Linked DNA regions of Homo sapiens: region 2 is linked to region 1. A link is a loop called in an ENCODE intact Hi-C map of the cell type or tissue named here. Cell type or tissue: mammary epithelial cell. All regions are shown on one strand.

The links. A loop is a pair of places that touch in the nucleus more often than their neighbours do. Peaks named below come from ENCODE experiments on the same cell type or tissue, not always from the same donor. Only the 100,000 strongest peaks of a DNase experiment are listed, where the experiment ranks them.
Region 2: it touches region 1 in a loop (8-fold over the local background); 1 of 110 quality-filtered maps calls a loop at or near these places.

Annotation. Positions count from the first base shown.
Region 1 is chr12:107,512,628-107,517,627 of GRCh38, reverse strand. The region is part of intron 1 of ABTB3 (ankyrin repeat and BTB domain containing 3); the gene reads right to left. Among named protein-coding and RNA genes, the nearest start is that of PWP1, 170 kb to the left of the region's middle. RefSeq lists an enhancer at 1,842-2,136. In mammary epithelial cell, no CTCF peak of the experiment used is centred here; a DNase peak (open chromatin) is centred at 1,967; H3K27ac peaks cover 2,722 bases.
Region 2 is chr12:107,434,742-107,439,741 of GRCh38, reverse strand. All of the region lies in intron 1 of ABTB3 (ankyrin repeat and BTB domain containing 3), which reads right to left. Among named protein-coding and RNA genes, the nearest start is that of ABTB3, 120 kb to the right of the region's middle. RefSeq lists an enhancer at 3,084-3,584. In mammary epithelial cell, no CTCF peak of the experiment used is centred here; a DNase peak (open chromatin) is centred at 3,121; H3K27ac peaks cover 1,535 bases.

The sequences.
Region 1 (5,000 bases):
TTTCAAAGAGAATAAAATACCTAGGAATCCAACTTACAAGGAATGTGAAGGACCTCTTCAAGGAGAACTACAAACCATTGCTCAACAAAATAAAAGAGGATACAAACAAATGGAAGAACATTCCAAGCTCATGGATAGGAAGAATCAATATCGTGAAAATGGCCATACTGCCCAAGGTAATTTATAGATTCAATGCCATCCCCATCAAGCTACCAATGACTTTCTTCACAGAATTGGAAAACACTACTTTAAATTTCATATGGAAACAAAAAAGAGCCCGCATTGCCAAGTCAATCCTAAGCCAAAAGAACAAAGCTGGAGGCATCACGCTACCTGACTTCAAGCTATACTACAAGGCTACAGTAACCAAAACAGCATGGTACTGGTACCAAAACAGAGATATAGACCAATGGAACAGAACAGAGCCCTCAGAAATAATACCACACATCTACAACCATCTGATCTTTGACAAACCTGACAAAAACAAGAAATGGGGAAAGGATTCCCTATTTAACAAATGGTGCTGGGAAAACTGGCTAGCTATATGTAGAAAGTTGAAACTGGATCCCTTTACACCTTATACAAAAATTAATTCCAGATGGATTAAAGACTTAAATATTAGACCTAAAACCATAAAAACCCTAGAAGAAAACCTAGGCAATACCTGCCCAGCTTTTTGGAGATGCAAAAGAAGAGGACATATTCAAGTCATTTAAAACTGAAGAGATGACACTGGCATGGACAAAATAATCTGGAAATAAAATAGTGTCAATAGACAAGTGTTAAATAATTTAAACCAACTAGCAGGTGAGGGGAGACAGAATGCCAAGACCAGAAGTTAAAGTCCACTCCTCACCCTGCCTGAACCACAAGGCCTCAGCAAAGGCTCCTCCTTTGAAGATGGGCACCTTTGTAAGGTGGGCCTTTCACACTCCTGCTCTCGTCCCCACTGCCTGATTGGTGGCTCCAGACACACTGAGCTACTCACTTTCTCCTAAATATTTCACCTTCACATCTAACAGAGGGTGAGACAACGGGGTAGGGAACCCTAGTAGATGACTTTTTGGATAAATAAATAATGAATAATGAATAACAGGGCCGGGTGTGGTGTCTCACGCCTGTAATCCCAGCACTTTGGGAGGCCGAGGTGGGCGGATCACCTGAGGTCAGGAGTTCAAGACCAGCCTAGTTAACATGGTGAAACCCCGTCTCTACTAAAAATACAAAAAATTAGCTGGCTGTGGTGGTGGGTGCCTGTAATCCCAGCTACTCAGGAAGCTGAGGCAGGAAAATCACTTGAACTCGGGAGGCGGAGGTTGCAGTGAGCTGAGATCATGTCACTGCACTCCAGCCTGGGTGACACAGTGAGACTCTGTCTCCAAAAAAATAAAAAAAAAAAGAATAATGGATGAATGATACAGATGACCATTAGATTTTAATGTTTCCATAATCAGGAAATTAGTCAATGGATTTTCTTCTAAGACTCTAATCCAATCTTGTTTTTTTCAAATATTTTTGACTGTGACTCAGAGTAAGAATATATTTTATATCACAGCCTGGTGTGTGTGTGCGCACACACACACACACACACATGCACACACACACTCTTCATAATTTCCATTAAAATATTAATGGAAAATAACAGTGACCCTTACTACATGTGAGGCACTCTCATTTGTTTTCCTTTTCACTTCTCTTCCATCTTAGTAATAAAAAATGCTGACTGCAGCAACAAAAGTGACATCATGATCCACTAATGGGTCGACATGGGCAGTCTGAAAACACTGTGGGCTATGACACAGATTCACCATTTCCTGGGCACTACCTAGTGCTGTACTTTAGGAACCCTCAGCTTTCAGGGAAGAAAAGACCTTCCCAGAAATGCTCACCATCCAAGCCCAGCCTCCTGCCTCTCCCTTGACAGCCATGTCATTCTCCTGTTCAGCTCAGGCAGGAACACACTGAGTCATCCTTACTTCCTCTGGTTTGCCCACCTGCCAAGACATTAAGTCAGAGGCTAAGTCAAGTAGCTGTTGCCACGGCAATGAATCTTGGGCCAATTCCTCATCTGATGGTCCTGGTGTCTCTGACTAATTCAGGAACTTACCACCCCTTAAAGAGTTCACTGCAAAAAGTGCCATATAATCATGACCCACTCCAACATGTGACCCAATTTTCAGGGTAAGGAGACCCTCTAGTTAGGGAAAGGGGATGATGGTCAGAGGGGACTTCACAGCAAAGGAGACTCGAGACCTGGGCCCTGAATGTTGGGGAGAAGGTTGTCTAATTAATAGTACAGATGACTCACATATTCTCAACGGGATTGCTTTCTTAGTATTTGCACTATTTGCAGCAAGTCAACAACCCAGATCTTTGTTTTAAAATGTTGCTTCACATATTGAGCAACTGGGACTTGGAGGCCTGAGCAAATGGGACTTGGAGACTGGAATCCAGAGCTTCAGTCTTAGCTCTGCCACTTCTCACTGTGTTTGACTTTCGGCAGGTCATAGAATCTCTCTGGACCTCAGTTTCCTCTTCTGTGAAATGGGGGTGATAGTAATGACCTTGTTTTCCTCATCGGACTTCTGGGGATGGGAGTGAGGTATGAGAGCGAAATGAGATCATGTGTATCAAAGTATTTTGCATGTGCTAAGCAAACAGTAGGTTCCCAACATATGTTAACTGAGAGGAAAGTCAGTTAACGTGCACTAACCCAGCTTTCGACTACTTTGTCCCTTATTAAAAGAATCAACAATTTCCCTTGGAATTATTTCTCCTTCTTTTAGAGGATTATGAAATTTAAATATGGAAATATAATTATTCAAAGAAGCTTTGAGAGTTAGATTATAGAGATTAGGGAAATCTATAATTGATCTATTACACAAAGATTATATACCAGGGTTTAATTTTCTTTTTCCTCATTGGAGACTCTACATGGGGTATACAGGTAAACTGAAGTTATTTATTTATTTTTCATGTAAAAATATGCTTGGTCAGGGAGAAGGTCCTAGCATCATGTTTTAGTGTCAGATGCAGGCCTGAGTTTTGGACTACTCATCAATTTCCACTATTGGGGTCAAGGGCAGCCGTGGCCTGGTGATGAAGACCCAAGTTTAGATACAGAGGGAACTGAGGTTCAAATATGAGTTTGAGTGGACCTAAAGGAAATAATTTCCCTGGAGAGCAAATGAACATAAGCCAGGATCCACAGTGGGCTGGAGGGTCACGGTCTCCCTGAAATTCTGTTACTTTGAGTGTGTTGTGCATTTGTCTAAGGGGGGAGTTCATTCAAATTCTCCAAAGGGTTTATGGGTCCTAAAAAAGGGCAAACTAATGCCTTTGATTGTCCACATTCCCATTTATTCAAGGTTTCTCTGCTCTGGGACTGGCCTGGCGGCAAGGTGGGGTAGAGCAAGAGGGACAAGATACCGGCACTGCCAGAGCTTGATACCATCCTGCAGCTGCCCTCTGTGCAACTGGGACAAAGAACTTCCTGCTCTCCAGCCAGCTTCTGCATCAGCAAAGAGGGGTTAAACTATCTACTTCATAGGTTTATTGCAGGGATTAAACAAGATAATATACTTAAAGCCTCTGGCCTATAGAAAGTACCTGATAAATACCCTGTTCCCACAGATGTGCAGTCCTGTTTATTTAATGTCTGGATTCAAATGGTCTTGCAGATCATCTTCCCAAAATCTTGTGCAACTGGAGACAGACAACCATTTGGTAAGGTCATTTTGAACAAAAAATATGAAAGCTGCTGCTCTGGGCAGAACCCTGGGCCAACCATGTCTGGCACTGTGTCTCTGATAGAGGCCATCAGGGTGCATTGCTGCCTCCCAATGTGCCTACTTTTCTAGATGTATAGGATGGCCCCTTGGCAAATAGAACACCCTGACATCCTTTCACTCTCCTCTGGGCTTTTCTCTGTGTCTATGTTTTTTTATTGAACGCAGGGGACAGGGATGCTATATTAGTCCATTTTCACACTGCTATGAGGAAATACCCGAGACTGGGTGATTTAGAAAGGAAAGAGGTTTAATTGTCTCACAGTTCCGCATTGCTGGGGAGGCCTCAGGAAACTTATAATCATGGCAGAAGGCAAAGGAGAAGCAGGCACCTTCTTCACAGGGCGGCAGGACAGAGTGAGTGCAAGCAGGGGAAATGCCAGGCATTTACAAAACCATCAGATCTCGTGAGGACTCACTCACTTTCAGGAGAACAACATGGGGGAAACTGCCCCCATGATCCAATTACCTCCACCTGCTCCCGCCCTTGACATGTGAGGATTATGGGGATTACAATTCAAGGTGAGGGGGTGGGGACACAGAGCCAAACCATATCAGATGCTACTTATCTACGAAGAGAAAACCAAGTAAGAGAACCATCAGCATTGATCCATCCAACCTTCAATGATGATAATGGTGGTAGTGATGAAGGAGGAGAAGGAGGAGAACAGCCAACTTTTATGGAGTACAAACTATGGGCCAGGCACTCTGCTTAGCATTTTACATGTTTAAATTCAGATTTATTTTAATCCTCTCAGCCACACTATATGGTAGGAAATCCAACATTTATTAGGAGACAGTATAAGGTAACTGTTAAGAGCAAAGGCTCGGGGTTGACATTGCCTGGGTTTGAACCCTGGTTGCTTTACTTACTACTTGTGTAGCTTTAGGCAAGTAAGTATAATCATTCTGTGCCTTGGTTTTCCTATCTGTAAAATGGTAATATTAATAGTGCCTACCTCACAGGGTTGGAGGAAGATTAAAAAAGTTAATATGTATAAAACATTTGGAAAATACCTGGCATAGAGGAAGTGTTATAAAATATTTGCCATTATTATCTCTACTTTATAGGGAATGCAATAAAACTTAGAGATGTTCAGTAATTTGCCTAAGGTCACGTAGATCCTAAAAATGGGGCTAGGAATTGAATACCAAGTCTTCTGATTCCAGAGCTCAATCTCTTAGCCACTCAGCATACTGCTTCTTGGTTAC
Region 2 (5,000 bases), 78 kb after region 1:
AAACTCATTGAGATGTATATGTTACATACATACAGCTTTTCATATGTCAATCACTAAAAGAAAAAGCCCGTTCTGGTTACTGTGTGCAGATGAACCATAGAGGTCAGAGTGAAAGGAGGGACAGGGAGGAGGTCTCTGTGCTGGGCCGGGAGAAAAGAGGGAAGCTGAGAAGGGCAGGGGGAAGGAGAGGTGGGGTCATTAGGTGGAGCCTCAGCCCTACCTGTGTGGTTCCCAAGATACACTGGAGCCCCACCCCACAGATGGGCTCGGCATCCACACAGGCTCACTATAAGGGAATGGGTGGCCTGTGAATTCCAGGCAGCAACCAAGCCAGGTAGAGGTGAGATTTCTGACCTGTAGATGCCTGCCCTGGAGCAAGAGGACTGAGTCAAGAAGTGAGGAGCTGATTGGTCTGAGTGCTTCCTTCCTATTCCAAACACACCCACAGCTAAAGTTCAGACCCAGGTCCAGTCAAACCGAATGGCCAACCTTATCGTTAAGCCAGGCATGTCTGGCTAAGGTTAAATTCTAGAAGAAGAAAAAAAAAGCAGACAACTGAAGTGCTGTTATCTGCAAATTACAGCACCATTAAAGACGCGTGATTATTAGCACTTCATGTGTGTGGGTGACTGTCTTTACGTTCAAGCAACAGACAAACTGTTTGTTCTTCAAGAGACAAATGGTAGCCACACTTCCATGGCTGTTAACAACCAGAATAATAAAATAAAAGGGGTGAAGCCTTATGTTTGCAGAACACATTACCATTTGCTAATTGCCTAATATTGGCACAAGCAGGAGTGTTTTCTTCAGCTAAAGAGATATTAAATAATAATTTTTTGAATGGTCATGTAATTGCTTGGCATTAAAATTTATTGCACCTGGAGCAACTTCCCCCCAAGAGACAAGCAGCTGTAGCCTTCTGAAACTAGAATTTTTTTTTCCATCAGCATAATTGCTAAGAAGGATTTGGTGCTAACGCGTCCTTGCATCGCATCTTCAGCGCAAACTTTGGGGACGTTAAATTGAATGGCTCCAAGAACCTGAGAGGGGGAGTGAGGGCAACAACAGCAATTTATTGGTTAAGAAGAGAAAGGGAGAAGTTTTCAGATGGCTGATGTCTTTTATCTGCCGGAAGATGCGTTTCCAGAAAGCACAGATACTTGCATTTCCTGAGGATAAGGTATGGAACATGTAAAGAATATTCTAACGCCTCCTGAGGCTGCAGCACACAGGTTTCTGGTAGGCTCAGAGAGCAGCAAAGCAGGCAACGGGCTGTATTCACACACAGCTCCACCAGAATTAAACACCACATGCCACCTAAAAGAATCCATCCCGCAAGCTTCTGCAAGTGGATGGAAGACCATTTTTGAAAGGCAAACTTGTTTCTGTGGCCTGAAAACGCATGACTTGCAAACTATCCATTCTCAGTAGAATGGCTTATAGGTGATCTCTCCCACTATCTGTCAATGCATGAAAAAAGGGTGCAGTGTGAAACCCCCTCCCCACTCAGTCCTTCTCATTTCCAGAAAAGAACATCACATAGAGAGTTCACAGTGACTGTAACCCAGGGCAGGATCAGAGACACAGGGGTGACTCGATGCCTCGGCGCCTGGTTGTATCATCTTAGAGCTGATCTGGGCCCCGCTCAGGGTCTCTGGATCACCTTCAGATGGTCTCCCCATTAGAGAATATCCTCAGGAGAGACCGACTGAGGCCAGAGAAAAACAGGCAAAATGCAAATCAGTCTCTCTTGTTGAGACTTAGCAGCTCTGATCAAGAGCTGTTTGAAGGTGAGTCAAGGTCAAGAAAAGGCAAACCACCCCCACCCCCCAATACCCACTATAATAGGTTGAAGGGTGGCCTCGAAAAACAATATGTCCACATCCTAATCCCCAGAATGTGTGAATGTGACCTTATTCTGGGAGAGGGTCTTTGTGGATATAATTAATTAAATTAAAGATTTTGAGATTACCCAGGTGGGGCCCAAATCCAATGGCAATTATCTTTGTAAAAGAAAAGCAGGCTGGGCATGATGGCTCCGGCCGGGTGTGGTGGCTCACACCCGTGATTCCAGCACTTTGGGAGGCTAAGGCAGGTGGAGCACCCGAGGTCAAGAGTTTGAGACCAGCCTGGCCAACATGGTGAAACCCCGTCTTTACTAAAAAACAAATACAAAAATTAGCTAGATGTGGTGGCATACACCTGTAATCCCAGCTACTAGGGAGGCTGAAGTAGGAGAATCTCTTGAACCCAGGAGGCGGAGGTTGCAGTGAGCCAAGATCACGCCACTGTACTCCAGCCTGGGTGACAGAGTGAGACTCCATCTCAAAAAAAAAAAAAGAAAAAAGAAAAAGAAAAGCAGAGGGAGATTTGAGAGACAAGAGAGGAGGCAGTGTGACCATGGAGGCAGAAACTGGAGCAATGCCAGTGGCCCCAGAAGCTGAAAGAGGCAAAGAACTGGATGCTCTCCTGGAACCTCTGGAATGGGTGCTGCCTTGCTGACACCTTGACTTTGAGCTTCTGACCTCTGGAACTGTGTATGTTGGAATACATTTCTGTTGTTTTAAGCCACTGAGTTTGTGGTCATGTGTTACAACAGCCACGGGAAATGGACCCACATCATCAGAGGACATTAAGCTATGGAACACACCCATCCACAGCCCAGGCTTTCTCAAGAAGAACCCATGGGCCCCTAGGAGTTCAAGGATGACTCTTCTACTCCTGAAATCAGAGGTAAAATTCTGCATGACTGGGCACTCAAGCATTTTGGGGCAGGTGCGGCGGGGGGGGATGCAGAAGCGGGGAGAAAGTGTCCATAGCTTTCATCAGGCTCTCAAATGAGACCAGGACCCCCACAAAATATCAAACACCATAGAACTTCTCCACATTTTTTTTCTTACTGATCTATAATAGTTGCACATACTTTGGGGGTATGTGTTCCACAAAGATTTATAAAGCACCTATGACATGCTAGGTGCTCGGCTGTGCGCTAATAAGCAGAGCTGGCAGAAGTCCCACCATGCGCTGGGAAAATATACACAGAGAAACTCGCTCACCCTCTGGATACTGTGCCCACAAGGGCCACATTCCTTTAAGTCCTGAATGTGTTGGATCTGGCAGGTTATAGCAAGCAGGATAACCATTCTGGATGCTGAGTCACTCGCAGGCTTGCATATGTTGCCATGTGAAATCCTCACATCCTTAGAACATTCCAGAAATTCCAAAATGGCAGCCATACCCCTGACTGCCTGCCTCCCACAGAAGTGGCTCCAAATCCTCCTTTGACCACATGACTACATTAGTGGTATAGAAAACACAGCCCCAGAGTTCACTGCACTCACATGCATATCCCCAAGCCCAGCTTGTCACTCCCAGCATGGGTTGATTAGGCCTCTTAGGCATCTGTCACCTGATTCCCAGAAGGAACACAGAGACCGGTCAATAAGCTGCATGCGACCGGGATGGCGGGTCATTCCTGAATTCTCCCTCCTAGCACATCTGACCCCTTGGAGAGTCTTCAGTAGGTGCCTCCAGAATGCAGGAACATGACAATGTCCCCAACCCTTCTGCCATGGCTTAGGAAGAATCATAAAAACTCCTTGTTGGCAGATGTAGGGAACTGGGTACACGTGGGCTGTGCTGGTGGCACAGCCAGTGGGTTCTATTTTTGAGGAGGGTGCCCTGGAAATGCAGAGCAAGGGTTTAAAATGGTGTATAGCTGCAGTGTGCAATATGGCACCCACTAGTCAGGCATGGCTACTTAAATTATTCAAAATTTTAAAAAATTAAAAATTCAATTTCTCAGGCACACTTGCCCCATTTCAAGTATTAACAGCCACACGTGGCTAATAGCTGCTGTGTTGGACAGCACAGATACAGAACATTACCATCAGTGCAGAAAGTTCTACTGGATAAAACAGGGATAGGCCCTCTGGTCCTGTAATTCCACTTCAGGAATTACATCCCAAGGAAGTAATAAGGAAGAACAAAATATCCTGTATAGAGAGCACCATTTAAAGCAAGGGAAAGTTGGAAACATGCCAAATGCTTCTACATAGGAGACTAGCTAAGCAAGGGGTATCAGCTCAGGGAAAAAATAATGACCCTCTTATATCGTATATGTGTACTCATTCATTCATTCAACAAATAGTTACCTAGCACCTACTGTGTGCCAGGCCCTGCACCAACTGCATGAGACAGATGCCAAACAAGGCAGAGAAGTCCTCTGTCCTTACAGTACCTTCATCCCAGAGCAGAGAAGCAAGATTGTCAACAAGTAGATGAATGAATAAAGATCATTTCAAAATATGTTAAGTATGGTCAAAGCAACAAAAACCTTGAAGCCACAGAGAGTGACAGGTGGGAGAGAGTGCTGAGTAAAAGGTGTTCTCAGTGCACTGCTTCCCTAACCCTCTGAATGCCTCTGAAGGGCTCCTCCTACAGTGTGTGGATTAAAGTCAGGGCTGGGAATGTGCGTACTCAGTGTCAGCGTAAGCTGCAAGAGAAATGGTGGGTACGCACTGATTCTATTTCCATAAACACATGTGCCCACAGAGCAGCAACAATTGGAGGAGAACTCAGAGGCATGTATGTTTAATTAATGTTCTGCAAGGCTGGTTTTGGTTTGTTTTTGTAGCACTGATGCAGTTCAGTTTCAAAAAAGAAACCTCAGCTAAGCATAAACTGCTCCAAAATTAAAGCCAGGACAATGAGTGCATGAGGGACAAGGTGACTGCCTAGGGATGATGCTGTTAATACCCAAGAGGCAACTGGCCACCTCCTACGCTACCCTCCCTTGGAAGAATTAATTATTGTCTCCTCCATGTGCCTATCGGCCTTTAATCTGTTTTGTTGTTGTTGTTTTTTTTTTTTCCCAAGACAACAGGGTCTTGCTCTGTCACCCAGGCTGGAGTACAGTGGTGCAATCTTGGCTCATTGCAACCTCCACTTCCTGAGCTCAAGCGATCCTCCCACCTCAGCCTCTCAAGTAGCTGGGACCA